2 separate regions of the Homo sapiens genome follow, and region 2 is linked to region 1. Evidence: chromatin contacts called from ENCODE Hi-C or POLR2A ChIA-PET data. All regions are on one chromosome and are shown on one strand. The core of a region is the stretch at or near the end of the contact, and the rest is flanking DNA. Distances in the headings are between cores, read along the strand shown. Region 1 holds the start of GPR55 (G protein-coupled receptor 55). Region 2 holds the start of LINC00471 (long intergenic non-protein coding RNA 471).

Region 1 (5,371 bases), core at 2,738-5,237:
GTGGAATACCCATGATCAAAATAGACAGAAATTAGAGCTCTGAACAACCCAACTAATAAGGTAGACTAGCAGATCAGGGAGAAGTACATCATAAATCAAGGGTCTATGCTCTCTTTAGAAGAATAGAAGTGTCTTTCACAAAATTTACCCCATTCCCGAGCACAGGCAATGGCAATTTTACACTCCTCATTCTCGGACCACAAAGAAAATAGCTGTTTGTTGGTCCTGACCACTTAGCTGCAGTGCCATATTAAAAATACAGGCATTTCTATGCATTCTTTTACACAGGCTCTTCACGTGTGAGTCAGAGACAAAATCAGACGTACATTGCTGAAATATTGTAAAGAAACAATATTTATACACAAAACACAAACGCAGTCACCACTTTAAGGAAAGTGGGAATTCCTAAGTGTTCTTTTAAACATGAAAGGGAGAAACGAGGTGAGCCAAGGCTACACTCAAAGATCCTGGAAGTGGAATGGGAGTGACCATGGCCAATGCACAGCTCTGATCACCCTAGGACCCGAGGCTGTCTGTCTGCAGGGGCTGAACTCGGAGGGGCTAGGGAACCACAGCATGGGAGAAGATGCAGAAAGGCCTAGAGATGCTCCTAATCCCTAGAGGGAAAGGCACAAGGTCATCCATCCTCCAGTGATCGTGACGTGTTCCACCATAAGACTTCACAGGGTCAGAAAAGGAATGGGTTCCAGGTGCTGCAGAAAGCAAACCTATCTCGCAGCCAGAGTGTCTGAGAGTAGACAAAGCAAAGCAGCCTCGTCATGTGGAGGGCTCTCTGTCACCAGAGGTATGCAAGCAAAGGCAGGGCTATGTGCTTATCCAGGGTGCTGTAGAGGGAATTCATGCACACAGCCGTGTCTTACTGAAGGGTGTTTTTGTTTGTTGATTTTTAACCCTGAAGTAGAATCTCCTTTCAATATAAGGCTGTTTTCCAATGTTTGGTGAAAAGGAGAGAAAGTATGTGACGTGTGGAAAGGGACTGGGGTGGAGCACAGAGGCCTTGCTTCTCCTCCTGGCTCCCTCTGCTTGGGGGTTTCCGTCTCATTTCTTCCATCCTCAAGGCCCTGCTCAGCCCCGAGCCCGGAGCCCTGGCCTCAATGTGCTGATTTGTTTGTTTGTTTAAGTTAGCATCTTGCTTTGTCACCCAGGCTGGAGTGCAGTGGCACAATTGAGGTTCACTGCAACCTCAACTTCCCAGGCTCAAGCAATCCTCCCACCTCAGCCCTCCGAGTAGCTGGGACTACAGGCATGCATCACCATACCCAATTAATTTTTTATTTTTTGATTTTAAAATTTATTTTTATTTATTTATTTATTTTTGAGATGGAGTTTCACTCTTGTTGCCCAGGCTGGGGTGCAATGGTGTGATCTCGGCTCACTGCAACCTCTGCCTCCCAGGTTCAAGCAATTCTCCTGCCTCAGGCTCCTGAGTAGATGGGATTACAGGCATGTGCCACCACGCCCGGCTAATTTTGTATTTTTCGTAGATACAGCGTTTCTCTATGTTGGTCAGGCTGGTCTCGAACTCCCGACCTCAGGTGATCCACCTGCCTCCCAAAGTGCTGGGATTACGGGTGTGAGCCATCGCTCCTGGCCTAATTTTTTATTTTTTGTAGAGACAAGGTCTTACTGTGTTGCCCAGGCTGGCCTCAAATTTCTGGGATCGAGCAATCCTCTTGCCTCTGCCTCCCAAACTGCTGGGATTACAGGCGTGAGCCCGAGCACCCGGCCTGTGCTGGTTCTTAATTGCTGACTCTACACATTCTGCAGCTGGGATTCCCGCAACTGCCAGTGGTCCATGGTACCCTCATCCGCCCACACCCTCAAGGATCCAGTGTCCCACTTGCGGCAGCCCTGTGGCTTTGCCTGCACAGCTGAGACCTCGAAACCCAGCTATGTGGCTCCACACCAGACCTACCTTTCTTCCCTCTGTGGCCTGGACTTTCCAGAGAACACAAGCAACAAGAAGATCACAACCCTAAGGAGGGTTGCAACTGAGAAGGTGGCCCTTCCTGCAGCTGCCAGGCTGTTATCTGCACAGAGCATTGCAGCGTGAGCCACCTCAGAGATGGCAGGGCCAGAGCCTAAAAAAGCAGCATTGGCACAGCCGCAGGGATGGATTTGAGGAGCCCTGGAATACTCCCCCAAAAATGCCGCAGTTAGAATACACAGCGTATCCACCAGTAACACCATAGTGTGAATAAAGTCATCCGCCTGTGCCTGAGCTGGGCTTCTGGGGGCCACGATAGAAGAAGGAACAGGACACAGAGGGGACAGAGCACATGACCACAATCTCCCCAATGCCTGAATGTTGCTGGAGCTTGGGCTGGGGGGTTGGAGTGGGGCTGGGAGAGGGGAGGGGCCGGCTTGGGGACGTGAAAGGTGGCCAGCAGTGTGCTCAGTGATCTACGATGGGAACTCAGGACACTCCTAGGAGATTGCCCTAATTATGCCCATTTTACAGATAAGGACAGTAAGGCTTAGAGATGTTAAAGATTCTACCCAAGGTCAAAAAGGCCGTGAGGGACCAGCTGGAACTCATGTTCTGAGTCTCTCCTCCTCGCTCACCCTGGCCCCCATCAGCATCACAAGCAAGAGCATCTGGGATCCAGGAGTTGCCAAGCCCCCTCCTCACTTCTTTGCATGCTCATGCTCCTCTTTCTCCTTGGACTCTCTCCTCCACTGCTAAAAATCCCACCTCTTCCTTGAAATGCCCACTTCCCAGGTTCACCCACATCATCTGATGTGGTTTTCCCAGTGCAGTCCTGAGTGGGTGCCTTGAAAAGTCCTCTGTGTATCCCAGGGGGAGCGTGTCCCTGCTGTCCTCCAGCAACCCCAGGACCAGGACCATGTCCCTTTCACCTTTATCACCGAGCCTCACATACAGTTTGTCGTTGGGAAGGTCTTATTGCATGAAAGAGGGGGTGAAGAAATGACGGAACAAATGGCCAGGTCTGCTGCAGCTCCACAGTGACTGGTGCTCCCTTTACAGCTGGGACAGCCGCTCAGAACCAAAGGCAAACCTTGCCTTCCACAGAGCTGTGGGCGGCACTTTGCCCTGCCCTGTCCTCTCATCCCCACTGCCTCGGGCAGCACAAAGCCCAGGTGAAGCCAGGCCAGCCAGACATGTCCTGACTTTGTGTTCTCACTCTCAGGGAAGAATCTAGAATGTTCAGGGTTCTAAGTGCTGCTGTGTCTTCCCGCCCAGCCTCTCCAAGAGACACTTGGCTAGGGTTAGAGAACAATGCAGCTATAATGTAGGATAGCAACCAGGGCTTTCCTCTCCATCATTTACTGCCCTTGAGCGCCCCGTGAGGAAGAAACCGTGTATTGCCTCATGCCCCAGAGAGGTAAACGGAGGCTAGAGAAATTACGCAGCTGGTGAGTGGGTGAGCCTGGGCTCCCAGGCTCCTTCTGGTCCCCAGTAAGCACTTGCTCAGGGCTGCAGGATGATCCCTGAGAGTGTGTCATCTCGGGCGCTTGGTGGTTTCCCAACAAGATTCTGGGGAATGGGCGGCGGGCTTGGTGGAGGGCGGTGGCACGTGAGCTACATGCCCCGGGAAGGCTCCCAGGCTGCCTATGGGGAGGTTTCCCGACCCGACATGATGCTGCAACCCTGAGTCAGATCAGGAGGAAGTTGAGGGTTCGTAGAAAAATGTCACTCGTAATCGGGGACAAACCAGGTCTGCCTGCCGCTGCTGCTGTCACGGAGGCTGCCTGGAGGCTGCCGCTGCCCTGACACCTGGGACTGCTCGCTGAGTTGGGACAGGTGTGCACAAAGCCCAGGCCCACACAAGCCCCACTGATCTTAGGAGAGTTACCTGCAGTCCACAAGAGCAAGGTCAGGTTGGAGGCTCCGTGCCTTAGTTTCTCTAAATGGCCCAGAGGCTGTTACCTGTTGGTGGTCCGGTGCAGCTGAGAGGGCTGAGAGATGTCATTTCTCCTCCAGGCCTGGCTGTCAGCCTGTTCTGGGGAGAGTCACTTCCCCTCTCTGGGTCTCGACTTCCTTGTGAGTGAAATAAAGGGGTGGGACCAGATGCTCTTTGAGCCGCTCCAGTGTCACCCTGTCTGGCTTAGGGGCTCTTGCTCTGGGGTCTACAGAGAGGCTGTGTGGAACTAGAGTGTGGACATGGGGAGCAGTTTCCAGGAGGAGGGTCTACACTCTCCCGCCCTCTTGGAAGATCTGCACGCCCCCCTCCCGCAGCTCCAAAAAACAAAACAAAAAACCAAAAAGCCAAAAATCACACTGCATGTGTCAAGCCCTGGGAAGCCTCTGGAGGAGGAAGCCTCCTACGCACCCCAGACACCCTAACAGGGGCACCACACAGGGGCAGCCATTCTCAGCACCTGCCAAGGGCCGTCGTGGCTTCCAGCACTTTGGGGGTTTAGGATTTGAAACTGCTGCCCACAGAAAGGAAAGGAAGGTGGTGCTATTTAGTACTTGCAGGTTAGGACTTGCGTGCCTAGCGTCGGAGGAGACCTCAGCCACTGCATGTGTGTCTGCAAGAATGGTCAGTGGGGCCCCACAGGTTCCCCAGCCTCGGCTTCTCTGTCCCAGGCCTGCACAGAGATTTGGGGCAGCCTTGGGCCTGTGGCTTCCTAGGGCCCTGCAAGCAGAGATTTCCCTGGCATCTCCCACCTTCAGGGCTGGGAGGGCTGAGACTCACCCGTGGGCCTGGGTGGCTCTTAGCTGGGAGCCCTCATAGATTCCAGCCCATCAGGAAAGTCTGGGCTGAAACTACCCCGGCAGATGCAGCTCTCATGCCCTGGAGGTGCTGGGAGGCCCTGTCGGAGGACCAAACACAAGCAATTTTTAAAAGCTATGCGTGCTGGGACTTTCAGGTGTCTACAGGAATAGAAACTACTCCTGGGTTTTTTGGATGATTCATCCAACACATGGGTCCCCTCTGTAAATAACACCTTGCAAGTCACTGCAGGGGAACCACCTGGCCCTCTGGAGCTGGGTCTTCCCACTGTCTGGTGAAGAGGTTGATGGAACCATGACAACTTTTAAGCTCTCACCTGGGCTTGTGCGATGGGCAGTGCCAAGTCCACTGCCTGCTCCAGGCCGTGGAGCCCCAAGCTGGCCTGGGTGCCAAGACAGGGCACAGGGCAGTCCTGCCCCCAGCGAGGCCCCCCTACTGGGCCACCAGCCCAATCTAAGCCAAAGGCTGGCTACTGGGCAAGGGGGGGCAGCCAGGCCCGCACCCTGGGTGCGGGAGGAGGCCAGGAGCCTGCTGGGACAGTAGCAGGGAGGAAACACACCGGTGTCTGGCACCCACCTCCATACCCAGAGCCTGCAATGTGAGGCCCCAGGAAGGCATCCACACTGAGTGGCCTGCAGGGAGCAGTG
Region 2 (5,159 bases), core at 1,296-3,795, 590 kb after region 1:
TCACTTACTAGTTCTGGAAACATGAGCAAGCTGGTTAATGGCTAAATCTGCTTTCTTGTCTAATTTTAGTATATGTGCTGCCGAAGCGAGCACACTTTCTTGTCTAAAAAATGGAGCTATATGATGCCTACCTAACCCGGTCACAGTGAGGATGAAATGAACCAATGTATAAAGCAGTGGTCCCAAACCTTTTTGGCACCAGGGACCGGTTTTGTGGATGACAATTTTTCATGCATCCGGTGGGAGGGGAGAGGGATGATTCAAGTACATTACATTGATTGTGCACTTTATTTCTGTTATTACATTGTAATATATAATGAAATACAACTCAACATAATGTAGAATCAGTGGGTGCCCTGAGCTTGTTTTCCTGCAACTAGACAGTCCCATCTGGGGGTGATGGGAGACAGTGACAAATCATCAGGCATTAGATTCTCATAAGGAGCGTACAACCTAGATTCCTCACATGCGCAGTTCACAATAGGGTCTGTGTTCCTATGAGACGCTATTGCTGCAGCTGATCTGACAGGAGGCGGAGCTCAGGCAGTAATGCAAGCAATGGGGAGGCAGCTGTAAATTCAGATGAAGCTTCCCTCACTTGCCCACCACTCACCTCCTGCTGTGCGGCCTGGTTCATAACAGGCCATAGACCAGTCTGTGGCCCAGGGCTTGGGGACCCCTGGCATAAAGCCCTTGTACAATGGCTGCACATGTGAAACATTCCATATTCATTAGCTGTGTACCCACTAACCCACCTTAATTCTTTCAGGACTCAACTTAAACCTATCTATTTTCAAATTCCAAAGGAGAGACTCTCAGAAGAACATAGTGAGGACTATGTCAAAAGAAGAAATATGAAAACATGTTTGGCAGGTACACAAAGTAATAGACTTTTTTTTTCTTTTTTATTTTTTAATTTAAAACAGCCAGGCAGGGCTGAGGGAAAGCACCGCCCTCCTGGGCCATAAATGAATGGATTTTAATGAATCAATTTAAAGAATGAAGAGATTTAAACCAGTATTACCAGAAAACCAGTATCACTTTACAAACAAAGAACACCTTGGCATTCCCAAAATAACCCACACTTGGTCACGATACATTATGATGTATTACTCTTTGCATAACATTGATATTCAATTTGCTAATATTTCTGGAATTTTTGTATCTATGCTCATTAAAGAGAGAGTGGTCTGTGATTTCTCAAAATGACCTGGTCAGGTTTTGGTATCCAGTTTAGTGTGGACTTGTAATACTAGTTGAAAAGTGTTTGCAATAGCACTTTTGAGGTTTGTGTTTTTTGTTTTTGTTTTTGTTTTTTTGCTTTGAGACCGACTCTGTCTCCCAGGCTGCAGTGCAGTGGCACGCTCACTACAACCTCCGCCTCCCGGGTTCAAGCAATTCTCCTGCCTCAGCCTCCCGAGTGGCTGGGACTACAGGTGGGAGACACCACGTTCGGCTAATTTCTGTATTTTTAGTAGAGACGGGTTTCACGATGTTGCCCAGGCTGGTCTCAAACTCCTGAGCTTAAGCGACCCACCCTCCTCTGCCTCCCAGAGTGCTGGGATTACAGGCGACGGCCACCCAGCCCGGCCAACTTTTGAGATTAAACAATGCAGTTTAACTGCTTTACTCTGGATTTTAATTGTTGGCATTAATAATAAATTCTACTCTGCTCAACTCTGTACATATAATTACCTCATCTCTACTGCCATTGTCCTTAGCTTCTGACATCTCATCTTCCCCATCTTCTACCTCCTTTGGGGAAAGACTTATTTTCTTCAGTTCACCTTGACCTTTTTTCCTGCTCAAAATAGACAAGATTATTATTAGGCACATGACAAGGCCTTCACACATTCCAAGCCAGGCACGTTTTGTCTCTGGTATTTCCAACAGTAAACTGGCATTTGGAATAAACTTATGTTAGGCCTCATCTTAACTTTTAATTTTCATTTGGTATCTTTTACTCACACCAGCGAACAGAAAAACAAATACAAAAGGTGATTTTTGATGTTGTAGGTGAGGTCTCCCATACCTCTTCTTTTGCCACAATCGATAAGTGGAAACTCCTTAAGAAAAAAAAAAAAAAAAAAAAAGACAAATTCCCAGGAATTCCTTCCTATTCCTCTCATTCTGATCCGTCACGTGTTTTCAAGTAACTGTTTAAAAAATATATATATAGTTCCACTACAGACTACTCAAATGGAAGCACATTGGGCCAAAATACAGGGGACAAAGGGCCAAAAACAGTACCTGCAATTCAAGTACCTTTACTTCGCCAGTCAGATAATTCTGTGAACTGGGTCAGCGTCCATCACTACCCCCACCAGAATTCAGAACACACATGAGTCTATAACCCTCGCTGCCCACAGCAGCCCTTGTCCCTAACAGGTTTTCCTTTAAGGCTGTCGCGGTGCGCCCCTGCAAGCCACCGCGCGTGACGGACGCGGGCACGACGCCTGGGGACAGCCCGAAGAAAACCGCAGGCGCCGACACGCTGGTGACGCCCTCTCAGCTATTGCCCCAGATCCAAGGCGCGCGGGGAAGACGGCCACGTAAAGATACGGCGCCCTGGTGACTCCGCCTCGCCCAATCAGAGCCCGCGCAACCCCTGAACCAATCCTGAGCCGCGACCCTGGGAGGGGCGGGCGGTGCGGGAGCCTGGGGGCGTGAGTCTTGAGCCGGGGTGGAGGGGGGGCCGCACGTGCTGCGCCTGCGCGTGGAGCGGACATTTTGCTGCGGTCTAGCGCGGGAGGCGGGGTTTTGGGTTCGCTGGTCCAGGTGCGCGCGGTGTCCCAGGTCTTCGCGCCAGGTTGGCGCGGGAGAAGGCCGAGGTGCCCCAGAGTTCGAGGAGTTGGTGACGGTCACGCGGTGCGACGCTCCATGGCGGAGGGGCAGTCGGAAAGTGAATAGCACTCGTTAAAAGCGACCAGTCCGTAAGGGCGCGTGTGTCGGCGCCGTTACGGACCCCAGCGCTCGGGGTCGTTAAACCGTTTAAGTCGCGTCCCGCCCAGTGAGGGCTATGTTAGCGTCCTCGCCGTTTCCAGCCGTGAAGGAGGCACTGAGACGACAGCTGAGGGTCTCTCCGTTAAGGCTGTCGCTGCTGTAGGGGCCCTCGCCCGCTGCGTGTTTGTGCCACCCAGCGTACTGGGTGCTTTTTCAAAATTTTATCATGGACGTCTCAAAACACACGTGTGACTTAGATGGTAAAAGTTTCATTTTTCATTTAAAGAAGTTGAGGCTCGGTAGTTAAGGTTTAATTCTCCATCACTTAATACTCTCGTAGTTTTTTGAGTTGGACTGTCATGAACATGTGCTCTCACAAGGCCTCATGGCCATTAACACCAGTAGCCCCAGTAGGAGGATCAAGCTCCTCGGAGTTAGCCCCATGTTGGAACTTGAACAGTGACACTTTGGGGATATTGTGTGTGTTTTTAGGGGATAGGGAAGGGTGATCTTGAGTAAGGAGCCCTGGCCTTATCCTAGCTTCAGAAAGACCCAAACTGGGAAAGAATGAGAATAGAAAAAACAATCTGCCTACCTGTTTTAGATTTGGTACCTCACCAAACTCTTGTTACCTAGCTAACTTTATGAGATTAGCCCAAATATTTTAAGAAAATATTATATATATCTGATCAAGAACAACTGAAGAAAAGGCAAAAGCCCATTTCATTTAAGAACAGATGCAGGGTTCAAATAAAGTATTAGCAAATTGAATCACCACTCCCTGCCAGGAAGTATTATTAAAATCAATAACAAGGACAGGATAAGTCACAAGCAAAATCCATAAATGTGCCAAAATATGGCACCTTGGCAGTTGAGAAAACCACAGAAGCAAGGTCTCTGTAAGTAATCTGCTCCCTCCCATAAAGCAGGGTCATAAAGGAATTCACTGGCCTACCTCATGTGAAGTAGGTTGTAAGACCCTCATTCCAGAGGAGTCTTGTGCCATACCTGGGGAGGAGAAGTGTCATGCAGAGACGCAAGAAAGAATCTGAGCAAACGGGCCATGCCGAAGTCTCCTCCCACCCCTATGTATGACCATTAGATGATGCCCCTTTTGTCCAATCATGTTTCTGCACAACTATCTACTTCTTTCATCAGACTTAGCATAAAAATACAGTTTTCTTTAGGTCATGGGGTCTTCGTTTCTTAAGGTTCCTGTGTCACATAAGACTTTAAATTTGTTATGCCTTTCTCTCATTAACCTTGTTATAGGGGTGTCAGCCATAACCCTTAAGATGGGAGAGGAAAATATTTTCTCCCCTACCAACGAAATGATGACAGATTTGACCACATTACAATTTACAACTGCTGGATGCAGGAGTTTCTATAAACCAGTTTAAAACATAAGGAACAAATTAGAAATATTTGTAACATATACAAAACAAATTTAATATTGTAATATGAATGAAATACAAATCAAGAAAAAAACAAAAATGGCTGAAGGATATGAAAAGCCATTTTCAGGAGAAATTTGAGTGGCAAAGAATGAAGACATGCTCAACTATACAACCATTAGGGAAATGCAACTTAATAAGATACTTTATCTGTCAGAGTGACAGAAATTACGAGTGTTTGGGGATTGTGGAGAAACTGGTAAAAGGGCAAATTGTTACAAACACTTGGAGAGAAATTTGGCAGTTTTAGTAAAGGTAAAAATACTCATTCCTTCCTTTAGCAAATCCACTTGCATGTGTCTAACATAGAGAGCATTCAAACTGCTGGAGAGACATATACGTTAATCTTTATTGCAAATTTTGGGAGTTTTTTGTTGTTGTTGTTGTTGTTTGAGACAAGAACTTGCTCTCACCCAGGCTGGAGTGCAGTGGTGCCATCATGGCTCACTGCAGCCTTGACCTCCCAGGCTCAAGCAATCCTCCCGCCTCAGCCTCCTGAGTAGCTGGGACCACAGGCATGCATTGGTTAATTTTTGGGGTTTTTTTTGGGGGGGGTGTTGTTGTTGTTTCTGTAGAGATGGACTTTTGCCATGTTGCCCAGCCTGGTCTTGAACTCCTGGGGTCAAGGGATCCTCCTGCTTGAAGCCAGGAGTTTGAGACCAGCCTGGGCAACACAGCGAGATCTCATTTCTACCAAAAAAAAAAAAAAAAAATTAGCTGGGTGTGTGCCAGTAGTCCCAGCTACACAGGAGGCTGAGACAG

The links. Hi-C counts contacts between places; a loop is a spot of excess contacts on that map. ChIA-PET counts read pairs that join two places held with the same protein, here RNA polymerase II (POLR2A). Pooled maps may share reads with other maps.
Region 2: a loop to region 1 is called in a pooled map, with 4 times the contacts of the local background. The contact joins the promoter of LINC00471 here to the promoter of GPR55 in region 1. A Hi-C loop is called at or near these places in 2 of 50 pooled maps. POLR2A ChIA-PET finds 5 or more read pairs at or near these places in 2 of 52 experiments (GM12878 and naive thymus-derived CD4-positive, alpha-beta T cell).

Annotation. Positions count from the first base shown.
Region 1 is chr2:230,921,255-230,926,625 of GRCh38, forward strand. GPR55 (G protein-coupled receptor 55) reads right to left here and starts at 3,988. Exons shown (of 2, transcript NM_005683.4): 1 at 3,914-3,988. RefSeq lists enhancers at 3,333-4,121, 3,685-3,804, 3,925-3,974, 4,795-5,024 and a silencer at 5,245-5,371.
Region 2 is chr2:231,511,832-231,516,990 of GRCh38, forward strand. It overlaps LINC00471 (long intergenic non-protein coding RNA 471), which reads right to left and starts at 2,546. Exons shown (of 5, transcript NR_199863.1): 1 at 2,266-2,546; 2 at 1,696-1,801. RefSeq lists enhancers at 1,889-2,698, 2,269-2,448 and a silencer at 2,559-2,778.